Linked DNA regions of Homo sapiens: all the other regions are linked to region 7. The links are chromatin contacts, found by Hi-C or POLR2A ChIA-PET in ENCODE. All regions are on one chromosome and are shown on one strand. Each heading gives the region's core, a stretch centred on a gene start or an enhancer-like site at or near the end of the contact. The rest is flanking DNA. Distances are from core to core; before and after follow the strand shown.

What was found. A loop is a pair of places that touch in the nucleus more often than their neighbours do. ChIA-PET counts read pairs that join two places held with the same protein, here RNA polymerase II (POLR2A). Pooled maps may share reads with other maps.
Region 1: a map of B cell shows a loop between it and region 7 (4-fold over the local background). The contact joins the enhancer-like site here to the promoter of SLC39A10 in region 7. A Hi-C loop is called at or near these places in 2 of 168 maps with a recorded cell type or tissue (B cell and CD8-positive, alpha-beta T cell) and 5 of 50 pooled maps. POLR2A ChIA-PET finds 5 or more read pairs at or near these places in 1 of 52 experiments (activated naive CD4-positive, alpha-beta T cell).
Region 2: a map of CD4-positive, alpha-beta T cell shows a loop between it and region 7 (4-fold over the local background). The contact joins the promoter of STAT1 here to the promoter of SLC39A10 in region 7. A Hi-C loop is called at or near these places in 3 of 168 maps with a recorded cell type or tissue (CD4-positive, alpha-beta T cell, gastrocnemius medialis and naive thymus-derived CD4-positive, alpha-beta T cell) and 17 of 50 pooled maps.
Region 3: a map with no recorded cell type shows a loop between it and region 7 (3-fold over the local background). The contact joins the enhancer-like site here to the promoter of SLC39A10 in region 7. A Hi-C loop is called at or near these places in 1 of 168 maps with a recorded cell type or tissue (CD8-positive, alpha-beta T cell), 2 of 37 single-sample maps with no recorded cell type and 2 of 50 pooled maps.
Region 4: a map of CD4-positive, alpha-beta memory T cell shows a loop between it and region 7 (8-fold over the local background). The contact joins the promoter of STAT4 here to the promoter of SLC39A10 in region 7. A Hi-C loop is called at or near these places in 2 of 168 maps with a recorded cell type or tissue (CD4-positive, alpha-beta memory T cell and naive thymus-derived CD4-positive, alpha-beta T cell) and 7 of 50 pooled maps.
Region 5: a map of B cell shows a loop between it and region 7 (28-fold over the local background). The contact joins the promoter of GLS here to the promoter of SLC39A10 in region 7. A Hi-C loop is called at or near these places in 4 of 168 maps with a recorded cell type or tissue (B cell, CD8-positive, alpha-beta T cell and naive thymus-derived CD4-positive, alpha-beta T cell), 3 of 37 single-sample maps with no recorded cell type and 11 of 50 pooled maps.
Region 6: a map of CD8-positive, alpha-beta T cell shows a loop between it and region 7 (9-fold over the local background). The contact joins the promoter of SGO2 here to the promoter of SLC39A10 in region 7. A Hi-C loop is called at or near these places in 2 of 168 maps with a recorded cell type or tissue (CD8-positive, alpha-beta T cell and naive thymus-derived CD4-positive, alpha-beta T cell) and 8 of 50 pooled maps. POLR2A ChIA-PET finds 5 or more read pairs at or near these places in 1 of 52 experiments (Caco-2).

Annotation. Positions count from the first base shown.
Region 1 is chr2:191,609,899-191,613,231 of GRCh38, reverse strand. No RefSeq gene overlaps it. Among named protein-coding and RNA genes, the nearest start is that of NABP1, 67 kb to the left of the region's middle. Within about 2 kb of position 1,456, at least 3 of the 41 ENCODE cell types and tissues checked have a DNase peak (open chromatin) inside an H3K27ac peak, as active enhancers do; they include B cell, where a contact is called at or near this core.
Region 2 is chr2:191,012,374-191,015,900 of GRCh38, reverse strand. STAT1 (signal transducer and activator of transcription 1) reads left to right here and starts at 1,730. Exons shown (of 25, transcript NM_007315.4): 1 at 1,730-1,883; 2 at 2,223-2,376. RefSeq lists enhancers at 310-359, 1,138-1,217, 1,248-1,447, 2,058-2,377, 3,489-3,527 and silencers at 1,498-1,737, 1,768-1,967.
Region 3 is chr2:190,676,543-190,679,945 of GRCh38, reverse strand. The region is part of intron 6 of NAB1 (NGFI-A binding protein 1); the gene reads right to left. Among named protein-coding and RNA genes, the nearest start is that of NAB1, 29 kb to the right of the region's middle. RefSeq lists an enhancer at 1,159-1,208. Within about 2 kb of position 1,310, at least 4 of the 41 ENCODE cell types and tissues checked have a DNase peak (open chromatin) inside an H3K27ac peak, as active enhancers do; they include CD8-positive, alpha-beta T cell, where a contact is called at or near this core.
Region 4 is chr2:191,149,719-191,153,115 of GRCh38, reverse strand. It overlaps STAT4 (signal transducer and activator of transcription 4), which reads left to right and starts at 2,122. Exons shown (of 24, transcript NM_003151.4): 1 at 2,122-2,169. RefSeq lists enhancers at 1,703-1,782, 1,913-1,962 and a silencer at 2,433-2,482.
Region 5 is chr2:190,878,479-190,882,233 of GRCh38, reverse strand. It overlaps GLS (glutaminase), which reads right to left and starts at 1,413. Exons shown (of 18, transcript NM_014905.5): 1 at 764-1,413. The coding sequence starts at 1,149. It overlaps LOC124906110 (a long non-coding RNA gene), which reads left to right and starts at 246. Exons shown (of 2, transcript XR_007087791.1): 1 at 246-321; 2 at 666-3,755. RefSeq lists enhancers at 1-125, 1-489, 1,886-2,025 and silencers at 446-755, 816-905, 956-1,015, 1,356-1,615.
Region 6 is chr2:200,524,130-200,527,469 of GRCh38, reverse strand. SGO2 (shugoshin 2) reads right to left here and starts at 1,263. Exons shown (of 9, transcript NM_152524.6): 1 at 1,218-1,263. RefSeq lists a silencer at 1,345-1,394.
Region 7 is chr2:195,655,908-195,659,340 of GRCh38, reverse strand. It overlaps SLC39A10 (solute carrier family 39 member 10), which reads right to left and starts at 2,115. Exons shown (of 10, transcript NM_020342.3): 1 at 2,060-2,115. RefSeq lists silencers at 1,347-1,446, 1,647-1,766, 1,797-1,846.

The DNA.
Region 1 (3,333 bases), core at 207-2,706, 4.0 Mb after region 7:
GCCCGTCATCCCAGCTACTCAGGAGGCTGAGGCAGGAGAATTGCCTGAACCCGGGAGGTGGAGGTTGCAGTGAGCTGAGATAGCACCATTGCACTCCAGCCTGGGGGACAGAGCGAGACTCCGTCTCAAAAAAAAAAAAACTAGGGTAATCCAGATGAACCTTAAATTTCAGACTGGTCTGGATTCTCTCAATCTGAATTTTCTGTATATATTTATACAAACCCACAGGTTCATTTTCTCATTCACTGTCACATGAATGTCACACTATCTGGTATTCTGGCATGCTTTCAGGACCTTAGGTGCTAAACCGTAACATCTGAACATCTATTAAACCTGGCACTTTAGAAATTTTTTAACTGCCACAGAATTGTTATTCATTGAATGAAATTTTTCATGATAGTTGTCTGAGTCACAAAGTTTAATTCTAAAAGTCAAGGAAAAGATTCCCAAATAAAGGGTAAGGAAAAGCACCTCTGACTTAAGACATTTCCCTGCTTTTCTGCGGTAAATCAGTTGCTATGACAGTAGACTCACTCAGAGAACATGCACCTAAGTGCTTAAAATAGCTGAAGAGCACTTTTCCCTTATGAATCAGATTCTTCAAGGAATTGCTAAGTCTTCCAGCACTTATGTGAGCATTGTTTCTGCCATTAGTAACTACAGTTACATGGTGGAGTTAAACACATCCTATTGTTTGGGGTTTTTCAGTTCTAACAGAGAAAAAAGAAAGGAAATTCCTTAGTAGTTAACATGTATAGATATACGTGTCTGTTAATTTTAAGGGTCTTTTATTTGGTTCAAGGTGAAATAATTTTAATTTGAAGTCCACATTTTAAAAGCATTAATTAATCCTCACAATAGCATCTGTATGGCATACATTAATGAAATTATGCCCACTTCACAGGGGACTGATTAAAGTAAAGATGCCAAGTATATTTCTACATTAAAGTAAATTGTTATCCAGAAATAAAATTGAAGACCTCAGACTCTTAGCTCTCTGAGTAATTGCTGTATACTATGACTGCTTTTCTCCATGTACCAAGCTATTCTGGATTATTCTCAAGTTTTCCCATTTGTCTTTACTGAATGTTTGTTGGGCAAGCAATGTGGATAAGGATTCCAAGAATATATGGGAGGGCAATGGCTACCTCAGAAAATAGGGAAGGTGGACATGCCAGTCAGCCTCCCTGTGGGTTATCCACAGCTCTTCGAGTTGCCATTCTTGTTGAACAGCATCCATGGCACCTGTTCTCTTAGCTGCCCCTTCCCAACCAGTCCAGGCTGTCCTCACTCCTGAATTCTTCTGCAGAGTTTCCTCCATCCGCCATCCCTGTGCACACACTTCACTCTGCTGCCAAAAGCAACCAATCGCCTGTCAGAGTGGATGTGCATGGGGCTATTACCAAATGGGAACTGAAAGCCAGAGAATTTCATCTCCATGAGGTAACAAGGGCTACTTCTGAAAGCAGAAGTACCAGATTCGCCCTTTAGTGATGGTCCTTCAGGGTAATTATAGAGGGCAGAGAAAAACCATTAAGAAAATGGAATAATAAACTGTAGACTGGGGAATACTGAAAAGAGAAAACATGCTACAGACTTTTTGGCTTTTGTCTCTTTTTAAACAGCTATATACTTAGTTTATGTGCTAAGCACATATTTCACTAAATGGGAACTTCATTCAAGTTCCTTCATCCAATAAAATGTATTATTCTACTTCCCCTTAACCTTTTTTTTTTCAGTAAATATAGCTATAAGAAGAAATCCATTAGCATGTATTATCCATTGAGCCAGTATAGGGCTTATTAAGCTTGAGGAGAAGCCACTGAACACTACAGGCTTGGCCCTGCCCTCAGGGAGTTTCCATTTTGTGCACCTGAGATAGCCTGAGGACCCTAAAGTCTTGTTAAAGAAGTCACCTGTATAACGCTGCTTTGAAAGTTTGGCATTTGTTGAAAATGAATAAGGATATGTTGGTCTACGTTACATATTCAGAATCAAGTATCAAAATAAAATTTATAACAGGCTTTGGCATAACTCCAAGTTTGAATTATGAAGGATAAATGTTCTTGGCATTATACTGGAAGTTTTTTGGAAGAGAAGTGCTATAAAAGCAGACTCTAAGGCAGTATCTAAGATAATACTAAAACCATTGGTTGAAAATTTAAACATTTTAAAATTTGTAATAAAAAATAAGCCATTATTTCTCTGTGTTCTCTGAATGGGATTTAGCCAAAGATATATGTTAAATAATTAGTCATTTCAGTTAAAGTGATTGCACAAGTTGCTCATTTATGCAGCAATCATGGAAGAGATGCAAGTAGGAATTGCATTTTGTCTGTTTTACAAGGTCTAATTTTCACTTTTACAAGGTCTAATTTTCACTGGCAGTCCTCAATCCTTGTCCCCACTTCCTGGGAACAGATGCTACAGATCCTCTCACTTATAGGTCAACCTATACTCCCACTGTCTCTGAAGAGATGGTATAGCCTTTTCTCGTGAGCCTCTACTTGACCAACTTTATTATGAGCAGATTCTTTCTTACTAGGCTTCTTTTGAAATGTAGGCCCATTTTTTTGTTCTCTGCTCAAAAGCTACTAATATACACCCCTGTTGTTCCACTCCCCATAACTGCTTTGTCCCTAGCCAGCCTACGCCCTACCAAGGAACAATTCCCTAATTTAGGAAATCAGATCCACTGCACAAACTGACTCTGCTGTTAATGCCCCTGTGGCCACAGGTTAAATGCTTCTGCTAATATCACTGTCAAGAAATCATGTTTGAGACCTAGAGACCTGGGATGAGAAATAGGTATCAAGATCTACAGCTGCAGCCCTGTACCTCTAGATCAAGATTAGCAGGGCCACAAAGTTCAACATCCAATCAAGGATCCACTGGTCTTCCAATTCCTAAAAAAGACTGAGAAAAATAAATAGGCTTGGAGAACTGCCTGGACATTATTGTTGAATACCAACATCTAAGCCCCTTTTAATTATTTCTAACAAATAGATAAAAATCTATACAAATCTCAGGTGAGCAAGAGAACTACTATCTTGAGTTCTCTGGAAAGTGTTCAAGCTGTGAAGTTACTGGGGCATGCTGGACCAGAGACAGAGCACTCTCGGAGGCCAGTGAGCAGGCCAGGCCCACAGGGCCATCTGACCCATACAGAACACCAAACTGACTCTCAAGGGACAGTATAGAGCTGGACCCCTTCAGTGTAACTTCCTTAGAGGACAATGGCCAAACATTTGCATGAGCAGCATATGTCATTGGAGGATCCCAGCACAAGATAATTTGTGCCTATATTCTTTATTGACTCATCCCAATAAGCAT
Region 2 (3,527 bases), core at 481-2,980, 4.6 Mb after region 7:
AACATTGTCTTGGTTCTTGGGTGAGTAAGAGCAGAAGGGACACTTTTGGTGCCGTGGCATCTCTTGGCAGAGAAGTCTAATTTCACTGCTAACTTGCTTTGTGAGGGTGCATTTGTGACAAGAAGAACAAATAGATGTGCAAAGAAAAAAAACTCATACACACACATATAGGCATATCCATGGGAAATTATTCAGATCCTTCTCCTACCCCAAAGTGCCTAATTATTCAAGGCTTGACTCAAATCCCGTCTACTTGAAGGAACTAATTGATTTTATGAGCATATAGTCCAAAAAGATTTAGTTTGTCTGGCTTCAGCAATGCCTACCTGGAGAAGTGACATTTAAGCTGAGATTTTTAAACTAAGATCTAAAAGATGAGTTAGCCAGCGAAGAGTTGGGTGAAGCAGATGTTGGCTCAAGGGGTTTTCCAAACTCAGGGTGAGAAGTCCCTGAGTTTGGAGAGTGTGGTTTATTTGAAGAACTAAATGCTGAAGTAAGCAAAGCAGAGTGGCACATTATGGGGTTGGACAAAGAGATCGGGCAACCAGGGCTTTATAGTATGTATTAAGAAACTGAATTTTATAAGAGCAAAGAAAAGCCATGGAAGGATTTTCAGGTTGGCAAATGACATGATCTGCTTTTCAATTAAAAAAAAAAACACTCAAACTCTTGTATGGAGAATGGATTAAAAGGTAGATAAGGGCTGAAGTGAGGCAGCCATTCGGGAATCTACTGCAGAAGGAGGCAGCAGAAGAGATGGAGCAGAGTAAATGAGACTTGGGAAATATTTAGGAGGAAGAATCAATTAAGATTTGAGGATCAGGTGTTGCGAGGTGAGGGAGAAGGCAATGTCAACTATGAATCCTAGGTATCTGTCATGTGCCATTTCTAGAAAAAGAGCAGGTTTGAGGAGAAAGATGTTTGGTTCTGAACATAGTTTGTAGAGCTCACTGCACATACAAGTGGAGAGGCAAGTGGGAGTTGTAGGTGTGAAGCCCAGAGGAGAGGTGTGGACGGGATAAGCATTTAAGACTCCTCCATCTAGAAGGAAACTGAAGCTGTGGGTGAGGTCATCACAGCACAGCGTTTAGGAGAAGCCCAGGTAAAGAAGCTGACGAATGTCTGGACCCTGACAACCTTAACATATAATGGTTTGATAGTGGAGGTGGAGGCAATGTAGAAAGAATGCCAGAGGCAGGAAAAAGCAAGAAGGATGTGTTATCATCATGACCAAGGAAGAAACGTGTTTCAAGAACAAAGGCGTCAACTCTGCCCCATGCTTCCGAGCTGTCAAGTAAAGTGAGAAAAACAGAAAAGCGTTCCCTGGGTTTAGCAACACGGAGGTCAGTTGCTAAAGGGAGCTTCTAGAATGACGACGTCGCCAAATCTGTCCTCTGCCTGGATTCTCGGCGATGAAACTACTACAGAGACCTCCAAGTTTGGGCTTCTGCAAACACAGCACGTCCTTCTGATCGTTCTCTAAGATATGTAAACAGAACGCCAGTTCCCAGCGTGGCAACACGGGACTGGGCTGCAGCTCACCCAGCCGGCGGCCCCCGCCGGAAGCCGGCGGAAATACCCCAGCGCGTGGGCGGAGCAGCGGCCCGCAGAGGGAGGCGGTGGCGCCCACGGAACAGCCGCGTCTAATTGGCTGAGCGCGGAGCCGCCCGGTGATTGGTGGGGGCGGAAGGGGGCCGGGCGCCAGCGCTGCCTTTTCTCCTGCCGGGTAGTTTCGCTTTCCTGCGCAGAGTCTGCGGAGGGGCTCGGCTGCACCGGGGGGATCGCGCCTGGCAGACCCCAGACCGAGCAGAGGCGACCCAGCGCGCTCGGGAGAGGCTGCACCGCCGCGCCCCCGCCTAGCCCTTCCGGATCCTGCGCGCAGAGTGAGTGGCCGTGAGGTTCCGGGTGCCGGGGGTGGGACGCGCAGGGACAGAGTCCTCGGGCCGTGCAGTTGGACGCCGGGCGAGGACGGGCCGTCTGTGCTGACCCGCGAATAGTGATCCCAGAGGAAGAACGCGTCCTGAGTATTCCAAGTGCGAGCAGTGCCACCTGTTCTCGGAGATGGCACTGCTCAGCACGATTGTCCTTGCCAGTCGTGCTCTGGCAGTGAAGAGGACTTGTGAAATATAATTTTCCTCTAGAAGGCACTGCACCTTCCCATTTACCGTCACTTTCTCCCGTTTCCACCCCTTTCCATCAGTCACGTTTTCTTCTTTTCGCAGAAAGTTTCATTTGCTGTATGCCATCCTCGAGAGCTGTCTAGGTTAACGTTCGCACTCTGTGTATATAACCTCGACAGTCTTGGCACCTAACGTGCTGTGCGTAGCTGCTCCTTTGGTTGAATCCCCAGGCCCTTGTTGGGGCACAAGGTGGCAGGTCAGTAAATGTTCATGGAATCAGATGAATGAGTACATGACTTCGGAATCTTAATTATGTTTCTATGTTCAAAGATGGAAGGGCTTAATGTCTTCCTAGAGTTTAAAAGTGATGTTTAGTTTTTGCAGACCCCCCACCCCAAAATAATATAGTCTTAAAAAAATTTCTGGCCGGTACTGAAGAGTTCTGTGGTAGGTATGCAGAGGTGTGGTTGATTGTGCTTTGAATGTTGTTTGTATAGATAAGGAGTTATTTTCATAGAACAGAAACAGGACTTGAGCCTCCAGCACAGTCCATTGTGCAACCATTGCTTAATGAGGATGCTGGACTCACACTTGTGAGATCATAATATGGTTTGCTTTTTACTTTCTAATTCCGTCTGAAATATACATAATTTCAATTCAACAAACTGTTTCGAGCACATAGTATATGCAGGGCACTGTCCAAGGTCCATAAGATGTTAAAAAGCAAAATACCCCACTACTCTACCCCCTCCCCACCCACCTTCCCCCGCCGGGGACTCTGGAGGCATCACAGAGCTTTACAAGGAAAACTGGAACCGATGCTCTAATAGAGGTACAGAATTCAGTGAGACGCAAGTCAAAGAAAGCTTAATTGTGAGTAAGTCTCAGACAACTTTATGAAAGAAGGGGCTTTTGTACATAGCTTTGAATGCTATAGGATTTAGAGACGCAAAAATTTGTGGAGAGGCTGTTTCCAAGGGCGAGTAGCTGGAGCAAAGCAGAAATGTTGGGCACAGTTGAAAAACAGTAAATGATTTGGTGACTGGGTTGCTTTGTTGATGGATGAAGATGGGGTGGGGTGGAAATCTGCCTAGGAATGGACAGATCATAGGATTTTTGCACAGGAGATTGATGTGGTCCAATCTGTGGGCAGCAGAGGCTGGACTGGGAAGGTAGAATGTTGGAGACAGGAAGGAGCAGGTCTTGGGATGGAGTGGAAGGAATCAACCCTAAATCTGAGATTTGAGCTCAGTGACTGGGAGATGGCCATGCCACTCCCTGAGTTGGTAACAGGTTTTGTGAGTAGATGAGACTGACTCCAGATTTGTGAACATGAGCTTATTTATTCATTGTTTTTTTTTTTTAGAGACAGAGTCTCTCTCTGTCTCCCAGGCTGGAGTACAGTGG
Region 3 (3,403 bases), core at 61-2,560, 5.0 Mb after region 7:
GAGACCTCCGTGTGTAGATAAGCCAGGTAAGCAGGGGCAGTGAGTTTGGAGCTTGGGGTAAAATCAAGGCTGGAGACCCAGATTAGAGGGTTATCAGTTCATCAGCAGAATCTGAGTGGAGTGCACCAATCAGAATCCCCATGAGCCCCAATGCCTCAATACTGTTTCTGGAAGAACTTGCAGGAGAAAGGTATGATCTAGGCATTTCACATTAGGAACCAGCTGTGTGATCTCAGGCAAAAAAGTAAACCTCATTATTTCCAGTGATCCAAATTTTTAAATTAGGATTACACCACCTGTGTATCTGCCCACTGGAAGTTTGTGGGGATTAAATAAAGTAACGCAAATAAGTGAACCTTGGAAAAGTACACATTGCCATACAAATACCTGGTGGCACTAAAGTCAGGATTATTCAACCATGAGAATACTGAAAAAGCTGGATGGGGGAACCTCAAACTCTACATGTGAAAGTTGCTAGAAAATGGACACTATTCCACCATTAATAAAGATAAATAAAAGCCTAAAATAAGTAATAAATAACAATTATCCAAAGTAATCAGTGATCTCTCTGCAACTGAGCACATTAGTCATTATTTACTCCTACAGTCTTGACAGTTCACTGTGGATGGAAAAACTACAAAATCGAGTAGCTATCACTGCATGTCACATAAAGTAGATTTAAGGTCCCCAAAATATATGACTTAGAAATAAAAGTAAGAACATTCCCAAGAAACTGGTCTCTTTCACATTATGTGTGGTGCACAATTTCGTTATGTCTCGTAAGCTTGTTTCCCAGGCACCAGCTAGCTGCACCATACTATGAGCAATCTATCTCCATGTCATATTTTTGGCTGATGCCATTAATCACAGTGTTTCCTTGCTGACGAGACTCTGGGTCTGATCACTGAGAAAATAAAAGCTATGGGACGGAGGCTGGTGCATGACCTAATTACTCTCATCCCATTGGTCTCCATCCCCATGCCTCCTCATCCTTTCTGCCGAACACTAGCAAGCTGCTTTAAAGCCACTGCTTAGCTGTCTCTAGATGACTTGTTACAGCAGATGTTCTCAACCCCACATGTGCATTTTCCTTTTTTCTAATCACACTTTCTGTATGAATAGCATATTGTAATGCTTCTGTTTTTTCTGATCCAGAGGGGAAGAGTCTACGTCAAATTAGACCAGCTTTCTTTTCAACAAGCTTAGTAGCAGCGTAGGTGGATATTCTGAACCTCTTTCCTCCCCCTTCCTTGCTCTCCCACCCCCACCTTGCTGGAACTGCTAGCAGATGTTTCCTTTAGGTCTTTCTTCTTCAAGCCCCAGTTCTCTGACTTCCTGGGCTCTATTAACAAACCTCATTTCTTTCATCCACTTATCTCTGAATGCTTTGCACCTCTGACTCCCACAGGGTCAAGAATGCTGTCATTTCCCATCTCTGCCCAGTCTCCAGCAATTTCAGCGAATGAAGAAAACTCAAATGAGAAATAGCACTCAGTCCAGTTAGTCAGCTGCCATCACCAGGTCTGAGACTGTAGCTTTATATATCCTTCCTCCCTTCTAAGATGTTACTTATAACATTGGAGTTAATAACAAATTTGTTCATGGAACTGAATGTGTTCTTAATGAAAAAGAAAGGTTACCAATTGAATTCACTTTTAACTAACATTTAAAAAAATTTAGGAGAAGACAAGAGAGCCAGGGACTTTGGCTCTTGATTTTTCATCCCCTTGAATGAGCTGTCAAGCCACCTTAAATATGTTCTTTCATAGGTAGGACATAAGGAAATCAAACTAATTTTTCTGATTTACTCTGTGTATCTTCCCAACACAAGGTTTTTACTCATAAACAATCAGCATATCAAATGAAAATTTCTTATATTTAAATATTTTGTAATTTACATTGTTAAATTTTCTACTCAAAACTTGTAACTGTTTACTACATAACATTTCTTGGATTAGAAAATAATAACTGCCACCATCCACCCTTTTCAAAGACTACCAGTCCTGCACACATTTCGCCCTTCACACGGTACTAGGAGGAAAGGTATAACCCCAATAGTGTTTTTTTCACAGGTAAGATGCTTTGTGAATAATCATTAGCACCTAGGAAGGTGGTACTGCTTTGACATTCAGGAATCAGACATAGATAGGAAGCCCCGGCTCTGCTACTGGATAGCAGTTTGGCAACACAGGTGAAGATACTGAGCCTGTCTGGGTCTCTCCTTGGCTGTAAAATGGAAATCATAAAGCCTCCACATAGGTTAGACAAGAATGTTTGTGATAATGAATTCCAAATGTCTAGTAGGGACTGACACAAAATAAAAGCAATACAAAGTAGCGATTTTTACAATTGCCCCAGAATGAGAAGATTTAATTAGATCTAATTCAAAAGATAAGTAAGAATAAACAAAATCTATTTTCATTTCAGCTGAAAGTGGACTCACAGAGGGCTGTGTTCCAGTGGACATGTTATTCATTCCGTCTAAGCAGAAGGATTCCAACCTCACTTACTAACTAGCTGAAGAAACGTTTCCCTAGAGATTTCATTCCAAATGGTAGGTTCCTTAAGGCACACCTAAGCTAGCAGGCGATCTTTTTCTCCATGTCCATCTCATATATTCTAGGAATTAAAGTTCAAAATCTGTTTTTTAATGTTTAACATACCCTGTAAGGAGGAACACTATTTAAGGACAACAGATTATCTTGATTACTTCTATGCAATGTGTATACTGCTATTTTTTTTTTAAATCAAATAAGTAACTATCCTTTAAGGGGGAACAACCTACTACATAAATAAGAGCTTTCCAGGTAGAAAAATCAGACAAGTCAATGAATTATAACTTCATTCCACCCAAGCCTTCATGTATAGATCAGGAAAACACAGTATTTAGGAACGAAAGATCTTACTGAGCTTGAACACAGCACTACTTGTATTAGTGTACCCTAATGCATTAATAATGACAAGCAAAAAAATGTTTCTCTTTCCTTTACATGTCAAATTATTTTGATGTTATTTTATTTTATCTGCTCAACATTACATTTCTTTTTGTTCCCTGTAAAAATTATGTTTTTAAGATGGAAAAAGCCAGCAATGTGGCACATATGCTTATTGTTATAAAGGATTTTAGAACACTTAAAGATTTGAAAAAAGAGAAAAACTTGTCTCATTAGTTTGGGCCTTGTAATTAGAAATCTGTTACACTATAAAATGGGCTAAGCTTAAGTTTATTTGTACGTTACTTAAAAACTTTTTTTCCTTTGTTTGAGACAAGGTTGTGCTCTGTTGCCCGGGCTGGAGTGCAGTGGGGCAGTGATTCTCCCACCTCAGCCTCCTGATTAGCTGGGACTACAGGCACATGCCATCATGCCTGGCTAATTTTTGTAAGGATGGGGTTTTGCCATGT
Region 4 (3,397 bases), core at 873-3,372, 4.5 Mb after region 7:
ATATGATAATGATAAGGACATGTAAAACCAGTGTGACTAACACTATGAGGCAGGAAGTGAAAAGTGCTAAATAAGTGGTCTAGATGTGCACTGTCCAACACGGCAGCCACTAGCCATATGTGGCTTGGAATGTGGCTAGTCCTAACTGACATGCCCTGTAAGTGCTAAATATACACCAGACTTCAGAGATTGAGTATGAAATAAGGAATGCAAAGTATCTTATTGATAATTTTTTATATTGATTATATGCCAAAATGTTAAGATTCTTGTATATATTGGGTTATTTACAATATTAAAATTAATTTCACCTGTGCTTTTTTCCTTTTTAATATGGCTATGAGAAAATTTACAATTACATATGTGGCTTACATTTTATTTCTCTTGGAGAGCGCTGGTTTGGACAGGAAGTATGAAGAATTTGGAGCAGGGAAACATTGCTGTGGGTTCAGGTCATCGGGAAGTCTTCACTGAGAACTATAGGATTTCACTAAGTAGGTAGGCTCAGGGAGGAATATCCAGTTGAAGAAAGCCTCGGTAGTGAAATATGAGGTTAATCTGGGCAGCTGAGGTGACTGCTTGGGTCACATCATGGGCTCTTATAGGGGAGAAAAGTTTCCTGGATAGGTTGGGACCAAACTGTACAGAACTTAAACTGCCAAGAATTTGGATTTTTTTCCTATAGGCAGTGACAGCTTCTCCAGAAGAAAATCAGACTTTGCTTAGTAGCTTATGGAATAGCCTGAAATTGGCACTTTCTTATGTAGGGTCAGAGCAGCATAAGCTCCTGGAAACTGCCTGCTCAACAAGCAGTGGGGACCAGGCCTACCTAACCAGGAAATTTACAGTGATATGGAAAGTGTGACTTTGGATTGATTGACCTATTTGGGGGTGGGTGGTAAGTTTAAGCACATGATAATGTCACCTGGGAGAGAAGAATCCAGAGGGTGTACCTGTGTGAAACCCGTCAGGGAAGAGGGAGGCAGGCCTTTCACCTTGGTATATTGCTCTAAGCATGTGTATAACCAAATTGAGTGACACTTTCTACCTTTCTTTCAGTCTGTCTGTCTGTCTTTATTTTTGTCTTTGTTTTACTATTTTTACTTTCTTAAACATTTTTATTGATTTTTTAATATACGGTGGGATTTTACTGTGTTGCCTGGGCTGGTCTCAAACTCCTGGGCTCAAGGAGTCCTTCCACTTCAGCCTCCCAAAGTGCTAGGATTACAGGTGTGAGCCACACGCCTGGACTTCTCTTTATTTTATTGAACCCCTACTGTGAATCAAGGGGTTAAGAGCTAACTACAAGGAGATGAAATGAAAAGACCACTGAAGTGGGAAGGGAAACACCTGGGCTATTATCGGGCTCCGTGGCTAACTTATTGAGTCCTCTTGGTCACCTCACTGGGTCTCTTCAGATATGAAAGAGGATTTAGCATTAGATGGGACCAAGACTTCCTCCAACTCTGTGATTCTAGAACAGGCTGATGTCACAAAGGGAGAAGAACGCACCGTAGCAACCAGGGGCAAGGCTACTCAAGGAGAGTAGGAGGAGGCTAGGTCAGGAAGGGCAAGCACTGGTGGCCTACCCAGGACTTGGCCCAACCCTCTGGGTCAGGTCACCCTCGTCGGAGTGAGCGGACCCCGCTGGAATTGGAGCCCAGTAAGGTCTATGAGTTTGGTGTTTTGATCCTGGCTACCCATCCCTTCCATCCCAGGGGTGGTTCACCAGGCTGAGTGGAGCCTTATACTAGGGAGAGAGGAAGCTGAAGAACTGGGCTCCAGGTAAGTAACTCTGCAGAGGATCTCAGATTGTCTAAGGAAACCACTGAAGAAAATGTATGCCCCGCCCCTCCCCTTTTTCCTGGCACTGCTGAGCCACCTGCAGTTGCGAGAGCCGCTGGGAGGGATAAGAGGGAAGAGGACGCCCGGTGAAGGGGCTCCAGCCTGGCAGTTTCTGCGTGTTAGCATTTCTAGAATAGAGTGGGTGGGAACTGACCCAAGTAAAGTCCCAGAGACTCGAACACTGACGCACAGGAAAGCCTCAAGTGGGAGGAGAAATGCAAATCCCCTACTGATGATGGCGTCAGCGGCTTTCTCCTAGGGACTGTGAGGGGCGCTTCTGACTTTGGACTTGAGCACTGCCTGGGACCTGTGCTGAGAGAGCGCTAGGTAAGTGGCCAGACCACACCTTCTGGCTGCCTCTTGTAAGGAGGACATGCTTATTATGCAGGATACTCTGAAGCTTTGCTTTCCCTTGGCGTTTTGACAATTGCTTCATTTTAACCTTCCTGAGGAGGCTTATTATAGAAGGAAGCGCCCGACTCCACGACCCACAGATGCGCCCTGGCACGGGTTCTCCGCGGAAACCGCTCCGCAGGCCCGCGCCACGGTGCCCGGGCGAATCTCCCTGCGGGGGCCAGGGGAGCTGCGGCGGCTGCGGAGGTGTGTCCTCGCGGAGGCTGAAAGTGAGCCCCTCTTCACTTTCTTAGCCAGCTTCTCTAGAGCTGTGATGTCTGACTTTAGATTAGCGTACCTGGATTTCAGAAAAAAGCTTGCAGCTACGGCAGCCGGTGACTGTGGCTTTGATGGGCGCGAGTGACATTTTAGGGCAGGTCATCTCCTTTTGCAAGCTACAGGCCACAGAGCCAAAGCGGCACCACCAGCTCACAGACGGTGGGACAAAATGCCCCTTTAGTGGGATCTTCTAGGAAATGCACGCAAAAAGGACAGACAGGCACTGAGTTTTCAGAAGCAACGTCACAGTTTTCATGAGAAAGAAGTAGCCCCTAGAGAGTGAAAGCAAAGAAACCTGCTGAAGGATGTCTAAAGGCGTTCCCAGAGGCTGCAATAGAAAATGTCCTAGGACTATGTATTCCTTCTTCTTCCTTTTTTCAGCTTTGAATTCAGCTCTCCGAAAGACTCAGATCTTAGTAGTGATTTTTTTCGGTGTTTATTTTTATTTTTTTTAATTTTCCTTTTATTTTCATTTGACACACAATTGTAAATATTTATGGAATATACAGTGATATTTCAATAAATATGAACAATGTGTTATGATCAAAGGATATTCAGCATATCCATCACCTCAAACATTTATCATTACTTTGTGTTGTGAACATTCAAAATCCTCTTAGCTTTTTGAAAATATACACTAAGTTATTGTTAACCATATTCATCCTAGTGTTACAGCACTAGAACTTATTCCTCCCATCTACCTGTAAGTTTTAGTTAGAAAATAGATTTTTCATCCAAATCATAGCGGGGGTTTAACAATAGTATGATGAAAAACTGTAATGCTATTTTCAACTCATGTTCTCTGTTGTCATTAACTAAAATAAATTGATAGATAGGACAATGTTGATAGTAGCATGAGAACAAATGTTCCAATTTTGTGTGG
Region 5 (3,755 bases), core at 164-2,663, 4.8 Mb after region 7:
ATTTCATCTTGGCTATTTAACTTTTATTTCTAAAAATCTCCCCATCTCACGGAAGACCTGACAAGCCAAAGCTGGTCCCTTATGCAAACAGGTGGTCTATACTGCGTGCCCCATCTTCTCGGCCACATGACCGGATTCCTCCTAATCTCACTTCTGAAACATTGTTTCCGGTGCCCCAGATGGCTCTACACGTGCCTGAGGTAGCCACTCCCGAAATATAAAGAGCTCTCTGTCACATCTGGCTTCCAACCGGATGATGGCAGAAACCAAGGGAGGGCAGGCAGAGCGGAAACGAGCCAGGAAAAGCGACAAGTCAGGAAGGTAAAGGCTCTGCTGAACGCCCAACTCCTAAATGTCACTCGGTGGAGATGTTCGTGCAGCATCGCCCACGAATGGCTGGGGCGGGCGGCCAGGCGCTGCAGCCGCAAGCCAGGGAGCTGAGCACGCAGCGCGGGCAGGGGAGCGGCCTCTCTGGCGCTGGGGACGCCAGGCGAGCCCATCAGGCCCCACCGCGGCCCCACCAGGGCGACCCCCGCCGGGGGCGGAGAAGGGAAGTGGGTGCCTGGCGGAGGGTTGCGGGCGGGGAAGGCGCGGGCGGGGCCGGGCCTAATCACATGGCGCAGACGGCGCAGGCCGCCCGGCACCTCTTTCTTTCTCTTTTCTAGACCCTCGGCTCCTATCCCGCCCCACCGCAGGGCCCCACACAGCCTGAGCCCGGGCCCCGAAAGGAACGAGGCCTCCTGCGCCTCGCGGAGACACTCACTTTTCACCTGAGGCCACCAGCTCTTTGCCCTCGCTGTTGCCAAACGCGTCCGTCTCCCCGGGGCCGTCCTTGGGGCCGGGCGCCGCCGGGGCAGCGGGTGGCGACACCCCGGGCTGCGGATGCGTGCTCCCCTTGCCCAGCTCCTGCAAGATCTCCGAAGGAGAGCTGGACAGGCCCCGCGCGAGGGGCTCCGCCGGCCAGCCGCCCCCGCCCCACCACGGGTGGAGTCGCGCGGCGGCAGCCGGGCCCGCGGCCGGCCGTCCCCCGCCTCGGGGACGCCGGCACAGGGTGACCAAGGGCTGTGCCCGCCGCAGAGTCGCGCTCACGCCGGCGGGCGACCGCAGGAGCAGGTCCCGCAGCATCCCCGAGCCTCGCAGCCGCATCATGCCGCCGGGTCCGTCAGCGCCCGCTCAACAGGGGAGGATGCTCCGGGCGTGGGCGGCCGGTTTCCTCGGGGAACGCGGTCTGTGGTGGGGCGGTGAGATGACAGAAGAGGAAAGGGCAGCTACTTGGGTGTGGTTCCGGCTCGGACTCCCGCAGCGGATGCGGGTGCTGCTGCTGCTGCTGCTGCTGCTGCTGCTGCTGCTGCTGCTGCTGCGCGCTAGGATTGCCGCGACCGGTTCTCTTCGCTCCGCCTAAGGCTCCGCACTGAGGCTAAAGCGCAGGGGAGGGCTAGAGACCTTCAGCGCTCGCCGACGGCCCGCCCCTTTCGCCCGCTGCGATTGGCTCAAATCCTCGACCTCTCTTTTGATTGGCGATTAGGGCAGTCAAATTTCTCTCGGCTCTGGGTGCGCGGAGAGTAGGGCGGGGGATTGGTGGGGGGCGGGGAGAGGAGTCAAACTGACGTGTGAAGCGGGTGAGCCAGGCCCGGCTGCTCAGTAGCCACTTTCTGCACGCCGTGCCAACTCCGAGGCTAGCCTAGTTGGGTACTAGGGGCTCTGGGTTCTCGCATTTATGAAGCAGTGGGCTCCTCCACTCTGGGAATTCGAGCTGTTGGGGAGACTCATGGGCGAGATCCCCCGCAGCCGAGGGCAGTGAGGTCAGCAGGTTTGGCAGGGCTGAGTCTGGCCGAGCTGTCGGAACTCAGCCGATCCCAGCTCGCATCTGGCCCCCAGGTCAGGGCGTCTGGCGACTCCTCCGAGAGCAGCCCCGGACAAGCTTCATCCCTCTCCCAAATGTAACATTTGCTTGAAACTTTCCATGATTGGCTACTACCCAGACGTGAAGTGTTTTGGAAAAAATGAGCAAAATCCTTTCAGCTATGCGACTTAAGCCATGGGAGGGTGGAGGTGGAGGGAGGGCGACGAGTGGCGAGGCGGGGTGGGGGGGTTGCGGAATCCAGAATACGACAGCTTTCTTTTTTAAAAATTATTTTTTTTAAATGTACACCGATACTTCAAAAATAGTTTTGAATAGCAATGATTCCGTTAACGCTATTTGCTTGAAAGCAAAACTGTAGATACTTTTCTATTTTAAAAACTGCTTCACTGTTTTAAAATAGAAGCGTTGGAATACGGGTTCTCTAAGTTATTTCAGCATCACTTTATCCATTTATCCTTTTGGACCTGTGGAAAAACAGCCAAGAACCTGATAAACTGAGTTATTCCCTGAGGCTACATACACATTACATTCCAGGACAAAAAAATGTTTTTAGACTATTTCCTGAAACAATTAGGTTTAAATGGAGTAGATCCACAGAGTTTAATAAGATGTTTTGGGGGTTGGTGTGTTGTTACTGTGTTGTTGTGTGTGTTCGTTTTGAGAAAGGGTCTCACTCTGTCGCCCAGGCTGAAGTGCAGTGGCGCGATCACGGCTTACTGCAGCCTTGAACTCAGGGGCCCCGGTGATCCTCCCACCTCAGCCAGCACCTGCTTTTTTTTTTTTTTTTTTTTGTATTTTTGGTAGAGACGGGGTTTCGCCAGGTTGCCCAGGCTGGTTTCGAGGGATCTGCACCCCCTGGGCCTCCCAAATTGCTGGGATTACAGGCGTGAGCCACCACGCCCGGCCTAATGAGGTGATTTTTATGAAACTAGAAGGGTGTATGTCAGGTGCATCATTAATTGATAACCGGATTTAGTAATCTAGTGAACTGTAAAATATTTCAATAGATTAATAATTAGGAAATCTGGCTGTACCTACAGGTTATGTGACCTTTGGCATGTTACAGCCTTGCCGTGTTTTAAGTTTTTTTTTTCTATCTGCTCTTTAACCAGAAGAACATGGAAAAAACTATCATGTGTAAAACATAGTCACCTTTTTTATTTAAAAAAAAAAAAGCAGGACAATGGGAAAGTACTTAGATAGCTTTTATTACTAATGTTACTTGTCCAAAAATGTTGATGAATCAAAGTAATGATATATTCAGGAATAGAGACATCAAGTTTCAGAGGAAAGGTAACAAATATTACCCCTGCCTAACCCTGACTTGTTAATGACTTGCAGACTTTAATATTGTCCAATATATTAGCTGCAATTAGTTATCAATTTTAACTGCCTCTTTTTTCTCAACAACACAAAGCAACTGACAATCCAGTTACTGTTTTCCTCTCAGTTTCTCCCTTAATTTCTCTGAGTTTCTTATGAAAATTGTTTTAGATATTTAAAGGTTTAAAGGCTTTATAGTTCACTTAACAAATAAGAAAGCTAACCTAGTAACAGATTATTTTCTAGAGTTTCTAGTTTCTAGAGTTTTATTTTCTGGTAGTTTCCAGACTTTCTGCTTTTGGTGAGAATGGATAGATATTACTCCCAAAATTTGGAAGAATTGAGTCCACTGAAATTTAACCCCTTGTTTGAGAAGGCTAATGAAAAGGTTATAGACAGCAAAGAAACTATTATAAATAGAATAAAAATGTGACTCAATACTTTCATTTGATTCTTTTCTTCATCTTATATAATTTTTTAATCTTTAAAGATATTTTTATCTACAACTTTGTAACCATTACACAACTTTGAAGTTTCAGTTATGTTAAATTGAATTATATCATTACAT
Region 6 (3,340 bases), core at 14-2,513, 4.9 Mb before region 7:
AGAAACTTTAAAATCAAAGATCACTATCTATCTCAAAGACAGTAGAACACAGAAACTCCCCACAAACTGTTGCATCTCACACACCTGAAAGGGATCCTAACATAGAAATCTAGTTCATCTCCCAAAAAATCCAGTCTGGAATATCAAATCTCACTTTACTAATTAGGAAACCACAGCTGGACTGCCCTCCCCAATAAGCTGGTTCTGACACAATTCCTTAATTTAATAAACGACACTGTCAATCGCCTATTCAAATCCTCATGCCAGAAATCTGGGAGTGTTCCTTGACACTGCCCTGCAACCCCCTACATCAATGACCTCACCAAGGGAAACTTTAGGAGCCAGAACCAGGCATTTGGGGTACTGTTCCAGGGTGATTTACCATATAGACACTGAGACATTATGATAGTGATTACAACTGTGTTGGAGCTCCAGTTCCAACGTTTCATAGCTATGTGATCTCAACACCTCTTCGTCTCAATTTCCAGATTTATAAAACCATAAAAAATAAGGGCATCTCCTTGTAGGGACTAAATGAGCCAATGTATGTACAGTGTCTAGTACGGGACCTGGTAAACTATCAGCACTCAATACCAGCACTCTGTGACACTTGTCCGGCCAGCATCTCGACTATCTCTAAATACGAAATACTCAGTTCCACATCCAATTCTCCTGAATTGGATACCTCATCTAAAAAATCATTGTCCCTATTCTCTACTGAAATCCTACCTGTACATCAAGCAGCTCAAGTTCTAAGTTCCAAGTTCTCCCTAGTCTTCCATCACCCCTTCGCCTTCAGCCAGCCTCTCCAAACGAGAGGGCTCCTTCGAGAACTTTGGCACGCAGTCCCTAACATTCATTCCGCAGACACGTACTGAGCGCTCACAATGCCCTAGAAACTGTTCAAGGGAGTAGAGCAGTCCCAGAGACAGAAATATCTTCCCTTAAGTAGCTGACCTAACTGGTGGCTCTCCCCGCTCGCCCTGCCGGACGCTCAAATCTCAGAAACAAGAGGCAGCGACTCAAAGCCAAAACAGGACTCCGTCAACGAACCCCTCGTAGCCGGAGAGGGGCCGCCGTCCCGGATCCCGGAGGACAGAGGGCGGAAGACGAGCCGGAGACCGAGGCGGACAGCGCCTAGAGAACCGACTCAAGAACGACACCGATCCCGACAGGGAGAGGGCGGTCACGTCAACTGCCGCAGGCCACTAACTTACCTCTCTTTCAGCGTGGGGCACCCCCACCCAGCTCCGGGAGCTCGGCGAGCAGCAGCGGCTGCGGCTTGGGTTTAAACGCCACAGCCGTTGGCGGTTGCCCCATCAGCCAATCGGGTCCTGCGAAGATGGAGCAAGGGAGGGCGGTTACTAGGAAGTGAAAGGCGGAAAGGGCGGGACGCCGCTGCTAGGGCAGGAAGGGGCGTGCCCAGGCGAGCCGGGGGCGGCACAGTCTGCGTGACAGGGGTGCTCTTCCGCCCTGTGTTGGTGGCGGTCCGCTGTCTCCTGAAGCGTTGATGGAAAAGGAAACTCTCCTCTGACATTCATTATCAATCACATGTCTGAAAGGCTTGACAGCCACCTCAAGTCTGTTAGAAGGTTTATGTTGTTTACTGGGATACTACCCACCCACATCTTACCATTTCTTCTGCATCCTTGCATTTCCAAGTGTGACGCCAGCACATTTAGTTTTCACTTAAAAGCTCTCCCCGTTTTTCTTTTAACTTTCTGGGGGAAAAGCAGCAATGACATTTCGTTGCAAACCCCGGATCTCATTAATATTTAGGTCTTGCACTAATGGTCTGTTTTAGCTGAATATACAAGAATGACGTTTTCCATTATACACAACTACATTTTAAAAATGTATTATTCACCTTATATTCCATGTCAATTCGCTTATTTTTCGCAAATTACTTTCATAATTTTTACAAAGAATTTGGAGAAACTACAAAGAATAAAATTTCCTCTTTGTATGCCATTGGACTGAAAATGAAAATAGCTTGTTAAATCAAGGTTCCAATAATTGATGATACAGTAATGCAGTCAGCTTCATATTCTTGTCAATTTTTTGTTCATTCGAAGACATTTGAGAATTACAGCTTTCCATTTTTACTTTAAAGAATCTAGACAAATGATGCAAAACATGCTTTTGAGTTAAGATCTTTTAGTCTAATATAAATCACGATCAGTCTCCAAACAGATCTGGTTACATGAATCTTGTGTAAGTAGAAAAGTATTTACTGATTGTCCAGCTGCTAAAATTCCAGAAGACAGTGGTTTACAAAGTAATATACTGGTTATAGAAATTTATGCTTACCTAGGAGTTAACTAGCACTATATCTTGTTTACCCAGCCTGACACATTAAATGCTCAATGTATGTTATATGTTTTTTTAAATGAACCTTGTAGTGACTGTGCCATTTAATGGTTATTTAATCTTGGCCAAACTACTTAATCTCTCTGGGCTTCTGTTTCCTTATTTGTAAAATGGAGTTAAACAGCATCCCATATATTTTTATGATGGTTTCAATCAATGGGCCCTTTTGTTCAAATACATTAATATTGCTCTCTTCCCAATGGACACATTTTGTAGTTACAGCTTCAAAACCAAAACAAATAGAAAAGGGAGACAGGAAAATCAGAGGTAGAAGAGATGCTAAAACATTTATCAAGACATGAATACCAAGACCTCTTTAAAAAAAAAAGTGCTAGCCGGGCGCGGTGGCTCACGCCTGTAATGCCAGCACTTTGGAAGGCCGAGGCGGGCGGATCACGAGGTCAGGAGAGCGAGACCATCCTGGCTAACACAGTGAAACCCCGTCTCTGCTAAAAATACAAAAAATTAGCCGGGCGTGGTGGCGGGCGCCTGTAGTCCCAGCTACTCCGGAGGCTGAGGCAGGAGAATGGCGTGAACCCGGGAGGCGGAGCTTGCAGTGAGCCGAGATCGCGCCACCGCACTCCAGCCTGGGCGACAGAGCAAGACTCCGTCTCAAAAAAAAAAAAAAAAAAAAAAAAAAAAAAAGTGCTACCTTATCTCAGAGCAGTTGAAAGGATTTAACTGCTTTGTAAATTGTAAAACCTCTTGAAAATGTAAATTAGTATCATATACAACCATAAACCTAAAAGTATAATTAGTCGGGTTAAATTTAACGTGATCTCAGCTTGCTTTTTAGTTATTTGCCTTTTGCCTCTTGGTATAATGGATAGAGGCAGGAGCCCTGGATGAGAAGTCTGGAGATGCAGTTATTATAGTTGTGGCTGAGCCATTAGCTGTGTGTTCCTTGTTTCAAGTATTTTATCTGTAAAAGAAACTAGTTACATTAAATGAGCTCACAGACCTGTTGTGA
Region 7 (3,433 bases), core at 866-3,365:
AGCAGTTAGAATTTAAATTGGTAACAGTAAGAACTAGTATAGGTTATCATGCAATCTATTATTGATGTCATTTCCTATGAGGTCTTCCCCAACCACTTTTTTTAAAGTAGCACCAAAGTCATTCTTGCACAGGGGTTCTTATCCAGGCGTCTATGTACGGAACGCAGAATGTTTGTAAATATGGACAGGTAAAAAAAGAAAAAGATTTATCTTAACCTCTGACATTTACTTATCTCTTCAGTTACGAATGCAGGCAAAAATTACAGCGATGTGAAATACCTGATAGCAATTTTAGATTAAATTTAAGCCAAATTCTTTAAAGATCATTTACAGTCCTCACTAATGCTTTACTAAAATATAGATGTCATATTTAATATCTTCATTATTTCATAACTGGTTTCTGTTGCAATTCTATGTATTTCATACATTTAAAACCATCATTCTGTGGTTCATCACATAAAAAAGTTAAAAATCCATACCAGCACATCATTGTTTTATTTTCTTCACAGCACTTATCACTGATATTATATGTTTCCAGTAAGGAGCCACTGGAGTAACCAGTGTCTGCAGAATGTGCGTTGTCTGGCATGGATCCAAGATCTAGAAAAAGTAACTGACTCATATTAAGGTACTCAAATATTTGTACAATAGAGTCCTAATACAAAACAATACACAGGAGTCTTGACTTGAGGCTTTCAATTGCATACTAAGTTAGAAGGAACTAAGTTCTACATCTCCAGCTTTTCCATTACTTGCTTTTTCTTAATTATGTACAATTTAGATACACATCCAAAAAGAAAACAAATACAAACCTATTCTAGTTTTGCTCCAAGAATGACTCAGTTCCAATGTAAAATTAGAGGACTTAACAGCAAAAGGCATAAATAAAAGTTTCTTTTAAAAAACAGTATAACCTACCATACTTTTTGTTTTTTTCTAACATGTGTTTTGTGTCACTGTTACTTAGAATAGGTACTCGAGTGAACGACCCTTCCAACGGAGGGCTTCAGGTTCTGCAGTGATATTTCTTCCTCGTGCCAGATCCTTAGTACAGCCCATGTGGACAGGCTCCCACGTGAACATTTCTTTACAGAAGCCACAGGAAGACCTTGAACGTCATGTTGCTCGCGCCCTGGCAAGGCCCCCGCCCTTCTTAGCTGGGGCGTTCGAGGGACCCCAGGAGAGGCAAGGAGTTCAGCAGATTCCCAGACCCGGAGAGGCGGTGCGCGAAGGTTCCTCTACGCGATCCCCCTGCCGCGCCCCACATCGCTCTCCACCTAAGGGCTTTCCGGAACAAAGCCGTGCGGCCGCGCCACCTCCGGCCCACCCGGCCTGTCCCACCGACCCGGCCCCACCCTCACCCTCAGCTCCAGGGACCCCCAGCAGGCCGAGATCTTCACACCCCCGCGCTCCGCCTCGGCTTTTCGGTTGGTCCGGGAGAAAACTAGTAGGAGCAGAGGCGCCGCCGTCCGTTAGCCTCGGTCCGGAACAGCGGTGCCGAGGCTCCATCCCGGGGTCCCCTCGCCCCATTACAGACCAGAGAGAAGGACTGGAGAAGAAAAAACCGGGGCGCTGGTCGCCAAGCCCCCGAAGACCTGCCTACAGATCCCCAAAGCCTCGCCCGCCCGCGCCTGCGACGCCATCCGCGGCCGGCGCGCAGCCCCCTAACCGCCGCCACCCGCCCAGCGGTCACTCCCCCACCCCGGGCGCGGCCCGCGAGGCTCCGCCAACCTCCACAGGAAGGTGAGGGGGGCGCGAGGCTCCGCACGCGAAGTGGATGCCGCCGGCTCCCGATCCCGCGGCCCGCAGCAGCCCAGACCGCACACGAGGAGCCGCGGCGCCCAACACTCTGCCCACCACGCGCTCTGCTTCGGCTGGCCGCCGCCGACTGCAGCAGCTGCGGGAACCCCAGCGCCCGCATCCCCGAGGGAACCAGCCCCGACTCCCCGGTTCTGTTCTCCCTTTCTACCCCCACGCCGTCCCGGGACTCGCAGTCTCCGCCGCGCACGGGGCCGGTTCTGGGGGAGGGAATGTAAACAAATCGGGGTTTTATAGTTACCTCACACTCGAGTGCCGTGTGCATCTCCTCTCCGCTCGGTACCAAACCCCGGCTGCACCAAATCGTGTATTCACCAAAGCAGACTGCGCTAACTGCGTCGCAGAAACCGGCGCGTCTGACACCCTGCTACGCTTGCGGCGTACAAGGTCCACTCAGCTCCCTGCGCAGCCGCACCCCGTCCGCCTATGGGTGCTACGCTATGGGCGTACACGCGCCACCTAGCTATTCACTTCGGATAACGCCAGTTGCGTAAAGGAGTCGCACTACTCACGGATTCCACATGGATCGTCCGAGGAATAGGAAATTCAAGTCTACGCAAACTGCGGAGTTCCGTGGCTCCGCGCTAGTTTTGTTCCAAGAAAGAACGCCGCGGGGGAGTTGGGGCGGCTTCTTAACGCATGCGTGGAGCGCCCTTTATCATTCGCCTTTTCTCCTGGCTTTCGAACGTCGGTTGCTGAGGCCTTGGGCAAGGCGAATGAGTAATGGAAGCTCTAAACCCAAACGCTTTAGCCAAAAAGCTTCAGAGTGATCAACTGGAATGTTCATCTGTATACGAGTTAAACATCTACGTTAAGTTAACCCCGCCCCCTTTGTTAAAGTAACCTTTTCAGTCTCTTAGGGCAACAGCGAACTTTATTTAGTGCTAAGTGCGAGGTGTTTTGCCTAGCTCCCCTTCCCACCCATTTAATTCTAAAGCACACTTACTGCGGGTCTTCCAAACCTAAAAGAAAAAGTTGAGTCCTGAGAACATGTCACACATGTAGAGAAATTCTCGAGGCTTTTGGCAACTTTCCAAGGTCTTCACTCCTCTACTCCTCAACTGATCGACTATTTCTTAACACTCTATGACAAAAAAATCCCGATCCAGCCAAGCAGTTCCATGGACTTGTGCCTACACCGTGCTCATTCTTGCCCTTTGCTCACGCCATACATCCCATCTAAATTGTCTCCTCCCCTCTTAAGCAACCACCAACCCACATTTTCTTAAAAGGTGACTCTGGACGTCTTATTTTTGCTTCATTACTCTGCTTCCTGGCTCTTACTTAATCCACATGTTGAGGCGTATCTGCATTCCGCCTGGGGTGCCTGTGTTTCTATATCCAACCAGAATCTACTTAACACAGCGAGTTCTGGGGGTGCCTTACTGGTGTCTAGTAGAGAAAATAAAACCATGAACAGCAGTAATCGCAGGCTTGACTGTGTGTCAAGTACTCCACATATATATTAATTTAATCACCATAACACGGTGAGGTAGGAAACTGAGGCACACAAGACTTTAACTTGCCTGGTATCACAGAGCAGGTAGAGAAAAGAGTTGGGATTTCCAAACCCATTCAGTATGGACGGCTAGGTAGTCCCGCTAACCTGCATATT